Linked DNA regions of Mus musculus: region 2 is linked to region 1. A link is a loop called in an ENCODE intact Hi-C map of the cell type or tissue named here. Cell type or tissue: heart. All regions are shown on one strand. Each heading gives the region's core, and the rest is flanking DNA. Links, peaks and the distances in the headings are about the cores only.

Region 1 (4,358 bases), core at 993-3,492:
ATTTTTGAAACTGATCTCATGCTTTAAAATCATTAAATTAATAATAATAACTGTACTTCAAATACCACCACCAGCAAAAACTGAGGATTAAGTGGCCAGAGAACAAGGCAGCACAGAATATTCTTTATAATTTAGAGAAAACGGTCAATTGACATCACTTTATTTTGATAATAAGAATTAGATGAAATGGATTTGAATGCATATCCATTAAGCATCATTAATAAAAGAATAAAAAAAGTAGATATAATTTTCAAAATCACAAAGGAAAAGTCAGAATGAAAAAAAAACCTGGCATATGAAAAGGTCTATTAGAAAGGAAAATAAAATAGCAGAAATAAAACCAAGTATATGAATCCTGTTACGAAAATGATTATGATGAATTTTCATCTTGAATCAGAGAATTTATATTAGGTTAAAAAAATCTAATAATTGCATTAGTGTGCCTAGTCAATCCAAAAATACTAAGATAAGGCAATAGGAAAAGATACAGTGGGTGAATTCAAATACTAGGAGAGCAACAGCCGGGCCCTGAACAGGGGACAGAATGGGACTCATGGTTGACTTAGTCAATATAGTAACCATGTTAATTTATTTAGCTAACAAAAGGATCACCAATGGCACTGTAACTTTGCATTCTTCACTGGTGAGTATAAAGAATTGAGTGTAGTTAATCAGAGTTTAGAAAACATGAGAAAGGACTGATACTATAGTGAGGGTGACAGATCAGGTGGACAGAAATAGTAGGTTCAAACAGCATCAGCCACTTGTATAGCCCGGATGGGGAATACACAGCTTCTCTACATCCTCATGGAGCCACATCCTCACGGAGCCACATCCTCACGGAGCCATGTCCTCAGGACATGAATTCCCCCGAGTAACTACACTCCCACCAGTGCCCAGCTTTGGCTCACAAAGACCAGCCAGTGCTTTTGCAAGGTCCTTGGGTGAGGGCTATTGTCATAGGATATTAATGGAGTCTGTGATGAGCATGTCACACGATATGAGGCTGTCAGCATGCACTCAAAAGAGAAGCAGAGAAGCCGGGGACTAGTCACGAGTGCAACTCAACCCCTATACACCCGTTCTTCCGTAGCCATGGGGTTCCCCAGCACTGATGCAATCAAATGGAGTTAGTGTCGCCAATAAGTAGCGTCTCCAGTTTGAGCAGAGCATTGGTTTCCATAGATTCTCACTCCCTCTTGGGTTCCAGGCATGTGGATGTGTTTCTGAATGCTGCTGCCATGGTGTGTGTGTGTGTGTGTGTGTGTGTGTGTGTGTGTGTGTGTGTGCCACTCTCAAAGGCCCCTGTTTAGACGAAGGGATCTTCATTGTAAGTCCTAAACAGTCTTGCAAACACACCCTTGTCATCTAGGCAGGTGCTGGTACTCAGCAGTGAGACCTTTGCAAAGTGATGTCTCACAGCCACAAAGGAGCTAGCTCAAGGGAACGTAAACACCCAACATGCAGTGTGTTGTCAATTAGATTTAGCTTTTTCTAGAGTGCTTTTTTTTTTAATGCAACGTATGGGGTGCACACCTATGAAATAAAAATCGACTTGGCTTAGCAGCAAGCTTAGAATATGATTTCAGGAGTGAGGTGCACTCAAAATGTGACCTGCACGATGTGGTCCCCAGCCCCTTTTTGATACGTGGAAAATGTAAAGATAGACTGCTTTGTAAGCTGCCCATGTAGCATCTTGACAATTACTGGGACTGTGTCTTAAGGGAGCTGGCCTGTCCTCATCTACTTAGTTGAGTCTGACCAGGAAGACTGAGGACCAAAGGTACCTGCAGTTGTTCGAGCCCCACTTGTCACCTGCTATTGAGAGTGACCTTCACCTCTGCCCTGCCTCTCCCCTGGAGAGGCTTGTCTGGATTGACATATGCACACAATCTCATTGTTAGCTCTGTTTGATTTAAATTCATATTGGCTATTTGCAACCATATGATTTCATTCCACACAGCAGTGAAACTTTTTTCTCCAAATATGGACTCCCTGAGTGGTAATGAATAGAGTGGCCTGGGCAGAGGAAACGCAGCCTCCTCCCCGGGTTATTCCAGGGGAAGCCTGGAAGGAAGCAAGCCTTGCTATTTCAGGAAAGCTGATGGGTGCTGCAGCCCAGGCTGCACTGCAGGGCTGGGGCTGGGCGGCAGCTGTGCTCCATCTCAGCTTCAATAGACGGGAGCTGCCAGGTTTACATTGTTTAAACACTTAACTAAATTAGCCATGAAAAGAAGGATGGGAGGAGCCCGGGTTTGTGAGGGAATTCAAGCCTTTCTCTGGCTTCACACATTTAACCACACATACACAGCATGGGATTGCTGGTGGCCAGAATATCTAATTAATATGAGCTCTGGGTTCACAGAGAGATGCTGCCTGAAAGAATAAGGCAGAAAGTAATAGAGTGGGACATCCAATGCCCTGGCCTGGCCCCTGTGTGTGCCTATAGGTATGTGCCTATAGGCGAGCATGCATGCACACACTCACATACACACCACCCATACCACACACACACACTCACACACACACACACTCACATCATGCCCCCAACCCCCAAACACACCCTTACACCCTCTCACCCCCCCACACACACAAGAGAGAGAGAGAGAGAGAGAGAGAGAGAGAGAGACAGATTTTTTTTCAAAAAATTTCCAGATGAAATCTGTAAGACATGGTGTGCACCTTATAGCAAGCTGAAAAGAAAAAACCCAATAATAATAACAAAGATGGCTGCTTCTGGAAGCTGTACCTTCTGGTGACAGGCCAAGGCTCTAGGGATCTGGGCTCACAGGCTGAGCCGAGTGCTGGTGCCACACTTCAGCTCATCAGTGAGGGCTAGCCTGGGCAGCTCACCAATGAGGGCTAGCCTGGGCAGTGAGTTGGAAGCCTAAGGATGAGAAAGCAGGGACTCCAACACGGTGGATAAAAACACTCAAATGAAGGTCGAAGCTGGTGGGTTGAGTGCTCTGAAACACTGAAGGCTCTGACCTGCTTACTGGATTTTTGGTTTACCTACAGCTATCCAGAAGACAATTGATGTAAGAAGGCCAAGTGCGGGCTTTCTCAGTTAAGATTGTGTCTAGTGGATGTCCATGGAGCTCTGTTGTTGAACTTACAGTCTATCATATGTTAATCAAAAGGTTGACTGGAACCACTGGCATATTTATCTGTCATCGATTGACTTCAACCAGGAAGCATGGGGGCAAAAGGTCCTACAGTGGCTGCAGGGCCACTTAAAATATGAAGCTATATGTGAAATGACAGAGTCAGGAGTGGACATAAACTTCAACATGGTAAACTGAGTAAAGGGGAAAAGGCGCTGCTTCCAAGAGTATGGAATGTATGTGTGGAAGAGTCTAAAGTTCAAGTCCACACATACATTCCATGAGAAAAGTATGTATGGGAGACCCGTGTCCAGTAGAGGCAGCATGCAAGAACATGGTGTGGCTGAAGCAAAGTGACTGATGGTCAGGAAGGGCCAGGGCGGGCTCCCTGGAGCAGCGCCAGCAGAAGTTGATCCGGCTCCCTCCAGTCCAGGGTAGTAAGCCCTGTGCCACTGCTAGACCAGCCCTGGGCCATTCATTGCTAGACCCTCCCTGGGCCGTTGTGAGACATGCCCTGGGCCATTGGGAAACATGTCCTGGCCCATGGATGAGGCGTTTCTGGTACCGTGAGTGGCAAATAGATAAGTCCCTCCCACAGAACTCAGGGAAGGGCCTGATCTGTTCAGTCCTCTTTCAGAAACACAAAAACCGCTTCCTCTGAATCACGACACGATCCTAGGTGGGAAACTTTCAACCTTCAGCCTGGGAGTCTTTCTAGGGACTGAATCTTGCTGAGGTGATGAGGGCATTTTCCGGCTCCAGTCTGTCGGCTCCCGTCTTCTGTGCTGAGGCCGGCCTCTTGGGACCTGACACCTGGACAGGTGTGCAGGATCCATGGTCCACGCCCAGAGCATCAGCCTTGCGGATGTGTGCTCTCAGCTCCAGATTTGGAGGCCCCACGGCACTTGTTTTGGGGGTGGCAATGGAATCGTGTTAGCACTTCTAGGGCTTAGGCTGGGGAGACTTGCAGAGCTGTGTAGTCTCTGCTTGTTTCTCAGTGAGAAGCTAGGCTAAACCCCGTACTAGATGTAGATAGTGGAAACCCAGTGTGAAACGGATTTTCTAGGTTGCAGGATTATGCATCCGTGTTTCCCGGGGTTTCTATGGAAAGATATTTGATATTATTTGCTACTCTATTAAAGGGGCTGGAGAGATGATTCGGTGGTTAAGAGGATTGGTTGCTCTTCTGGAGTACCTGGGTTTGATTCTCAGCACCCACATGGTAGCTCACAACCACCTGTAACTCCAGTTCTA
Region 2 (4,358 bases), core at 1,188-3,687, 200 kb after region 1:
AGCATAGCTCTCCTTTAATTGAAGTCTTTTCTTTCACATACTATATTAACTTCTTATTTAATAGTGCTGTGTTTTTTTTATCTCTTGGAATTTATTCAGAAATTTATGCTGTTTTTATTTCTTTGTACATTCTTATAATCGTTCTTATAAATTCCTTCTCTGCAATTTTATGCAGTACATTCTCACTGGAGGTCATTGCTGTGAGAATTCTAATATTTATTTCATCTTCATCTCATCATGCTTGATGTAGTGTGTTTCCATTTGAATTCATCTTAATATATTTTATAATGCCTCCTAGGTTCTTTCTTTAATCTGTGAGTTATTTGAGCAGTATTATTTAATTACCACATTACTATGAATTTCTCAAATTTCTTTTCATTATTGATTACTAATTTTATTTCATCCTCATTAGAGAGTCTATTTGTCTGATTTCATACATTAGCAGCTAGCAGGGCTTTTTATGGCATCTTGTAAATTCTACTATCTTTCAGGTACACTTGAGAAAGATGTACATCCTACCACTGTTGGATGAAATAGATGAGCACAGTGTCTGGTGTGACTGAGTTGCTTACTGTGCTCTGCAGTCATCTTTTTCCCTGTTGCCCTAGTTGCTGTAAAGGGAGGCTTTAGTCCTGTGAGTTGTTATATTGAACTATCTATTTCTCCTTTCAGCTCCTATAGGTTTTCTTCAAGTATTTTAAAGCTATGATGTTAGGTGCATGAATGTTTATGTTTTTATTTCTTTATAGTGAATATTTTTCATAAATCACATTTATCATAGAGTATTTTTCATTATTAATTTTTGTCTTAGGGTGAACAGATTATTAGACAGATGTTCTAGTTGTTCTTCAGTTACTAAGCTTACAATACAGAGACAAAGTTTGGAGCTGTGATGAAAGGATGGACCATCTAGAGACTGCCATATCTGGGGATCCATCCCATAATCAGCTTCCAAACTCTGACACCATTGCACACACTAGCAAGATTTTGCTGAAAGGACCCAGATATAGCTGTCTCTTGTGAGACTATGCCGGGGCCTAGCAAACACAAAAGTGGATGCTCACAGTCAGCTATTGGATGGATCACATGGCCCTCAATGGAGGAGCTAGAGAAAGAACCCAAGGAGCTAAAGGGATCTGCAACCCTATAGGTGGAACAACATTATGAACTAACCAGTACCCCGGAGCTCTTGACTCTAGCTGCATATGTAACAAAAGATGGCCTAGTTGGCCATCACTGGAAAGAGAGGCCCATTGGACTTGCAAACTTTATATGCCCCAGTACAGGGGAACGCCAGGGCCAAAAAGTGGGAGTGGGTGGGTAGGGGAGTAGGGGAGGGGTATGGGGGACTTTTGGGATAGCATTGGAAATGTAAATGAGGAAAATACCTAATTAAAAAAAGAATACCCCCCCCAAAAAAACTGTTCCGGAAGCTTTACTTTCAAGCTTTATGTTATTATTGAACTTAAAATATGTCTTTCATGGTAGCATCTAGGTGACTGGTGTGACGCATACACATCTCTTCCTTCTTTAGAATCTTCTTTTGTGTCAAAACACTTTTAATTATATCATTTAATCCCTCTTGCATTTTATTTTGCTATATTTTATTGAATCAATTTTTAGAAGCTGAGAATTACAAATAAGATGTTGAATTAGTTTTAGTTTGGAAAAAAGAGAACACTTGAAAATTTGGTAGATGATGGTTGATAGTGGCACAAAATATGAATGAAGTTAAAGCCTTTGTAACAGTTGCCTTCTGCTGCTGTGATAAAAAACATTTTGACTAAAAGCAACTTAGAGGAAAGACAGGTTTATCTTGGCTCACAGCAGTGACTCTCAACCTTCCCAGTGCTGTGATCCTTTAATAGAGCTCCACATGTTGTGGTGACCCCAACCATAAAATTATTTTGTGGCTACTTCATGACTACAATTCTGCCACTGTTATGAATCAGAATGTAAATATATGATATGCAGTATATCTGATGTGTGACCTCCAAAGGGTTTCTGACCCACAGGTTGAGAACCATTGTCTTACAGGTTACAGTTCATCATCAAGGGAAGCTGGGGCAAGAACAGAAGAATAGGAAACCATGGAGGAACAGCACTTGCTGACTTGCTGGCTAGCTCACACTTTGCTCTATCATTCTTATATAGCTCAAGACATCTGCCCAGGGGATGATGCTACCCACAGTGAACTGGGCACATTGAGTTCAAATAACAATTACGATAATCCCCCACAGGCCAATCTTATCTATATAATTTCTCACTTGAGACTTTCCTTTCAGATGACTCTAGGCTGGATCAAATTGACAAGCAAAGCTAATTAGGCCTGCCACTGAACTTAGCTAACTTGAGTTATTATGACATGGCAACTATGTAAATCAGATTGAATCTTATTCTGTAAATTTCCTGTTGTTGATACTGTTTGCTGTTTGTTAGTGACTAAAATCTAGCTAACCTTTGGGTAGCTGGAGATTAGACAGATTTCCTTAAATGTCTTGAAGAAATAAGGCTTCCACTCTTGTCAAGCTATGTTAGGATATGTCTTCAGTGTCCCTGCTCCTGATAACTGTCCCTTGGGCCTCATTTAATGATTTCCTCTCAACAGTAGCCAAAGTTGAGAAGTTGGGTTCTTTTCAGGTCTCTCCTGGGTGTGTACCGAGCCCATACACAAAGCCTTCAGATTCCCAGAAATATGTCAGAGCTTTTCAAAGCCACTTATGGGCATCCCATTCTCCAAGTTTTCCTTTGAAATATTTTGGCTAGCCTTGCTTTTGCCCAACTATTGTTCAAGTAGCCAGGATGTTAAACAATTGAAATGATTTTTTTTTTCACAAATGCCTGGAGACAGGATTCTATTCATTGAGAAAGTCTTAAATTTGGTCAAATAAAAATAAACTCTTTAATGAAATTGTTTCATGGAGCTATCAGATAGGTGAGGTAGGAATGACAAGGTATTTGGGGCATCCAGAACCATCCTCATCTGTTATATCATAGAAGCTCCATGACATTTTCTGTATTTCCCACAGATCTGTGGCTTCTGGTTTCCGTAGTTAGTGAAGATTGGGAAGAGAAAATTAAAATGCTTTGAAAGATCTCTTTTTATTGAGTTCTAGGCATCTTAGATACCTGAAAAAGTCAATTTTGACATAGTTTTCCATGAGTAGAGGATTTTAGGATCTTGTTTTCTTCACAATTTTCCCAGGATAGGCATAAAATAATAATAGAATTGATCATTTATAATGAGATATTACCATCAGTAGACCAAGTTCTCCAATTGGCATGGTGGCACACACTGATAATTCCAGCATTCAGAAGGCCAAGATGGTTAGACTATAAGCTTCAGGTCAGCCAAGTCTATATGACCAGACCTTGACTCACGAATAAAAAAGAAACAATAACAACAAATTAAACTAAAATAATTATGAATAACATTTTAGTTTTCCGACACTGTAATTCAGTAGTAAGTAAAAGAAAAGAAAAAATATCACTAAGGATATTTGAGCAACATGAAGAACAGAATGATGGGTAGAATTTCATAGGATCCTGCATCTAATAGTAGCAGGAGACTTGTTCAAATACACATTGAATATTTGTAAGGGAAGACCATCTTTTGGGCTCAAGTACCAATATCTTTATAAGCATTTTTTTCTAGTGTTGAGACTTCTAAATTCTTTTTTCTTCATTTATTAGTTCTTCAAGATTTTTGTTCAATATATTTTCATCACATTCACCCTCTCCTCATATTTATCCCCCACTTTCCTACCCACCAAAATGTGCATACCGTTTCTTTAATTAATTAAATAATTAATTACATCTCAAATGCTGCTCCCTCCCACTCTCCCCTCACAGAGTTTCTCCCCCTATCTCCTCTCCCCTTTGCCTCTGAGAGAGCACCCCCTCCTTGGTATCCTAACACCCTGGTGCACCAAGTCTCTGCAGGATTAGGTGCATCCTCTCCCACTGAGGCCACTCATGGCAGCCCTCGGCTACATGTGTGCCTGGCGTCTCAGACCAGCCAATGAATACTCTTTGGTTGGTAGCTCAGTCTCTGGGAGCCCCAAGGGGTCCAGGTTAGTTGACGCTATTGATCTTTCAGTGGGGTCGCCATCTCCTTGTGGGTCTTCAATCCTAACTCTTCCTTAGGAGTCCCTGACCTCTGTCCAATGTTTGTCTGTGAGTAGCTGTATCTGTCTCAGTCAGCTGCTGGGTAAAGCCTCTTAGAAGGCTGCTATGCTAGGCTCCTGTCTGCAAGCATAACATAGCATCACTAATAGTGTAAGGGATTGGTGTCTGCCCATGGGATGAATCTCAAAGTAGGCTGGTCAGCCATTCCTTCTGCTCCATCTTTGTCCTTG

What was found. Peaks named below come from ENCODE experiments on the same cell type or tissue, not always from the same donor. Only the 100,000 strongest peaks of a DNase experiment are listed, where the experiment ranks them.
Region 2: a loop joins it to region 1, with 2.2 times the contacts of the local background. A loop is called at or near these places in 3 of 42 quality-filtered maps.

What each region holds. Positions count from the first base shown.
Region 1 is chr6:117,550,298-117,554,655 of GRCm38, reverse strand. No RefSeq gene overlaps it. Among named protein-coding and RNA genes, the nearest start is that of Gm9946, 7.2 kb to the left of the region's middle. In heart, for the core only: a CTCF peak has its summit at 2,138; a DNase peak (open chromatin) is centred at 2,105; H3K27ac peaks cover 1,122 bases.
Region 2 is chr6:117,345,860-117,350,217 of GRCm38, reverse strand. No RefSeq gene overlaps it. Among named protein-coding and RNA genes, the nearest start is that of 6820426E19Rik, 150 kb to the left of the region's middle. In heart, for the core only: no CTCF peak of the experiment used is centred there; a DNase peak (open chromatin) is centred at 2,627.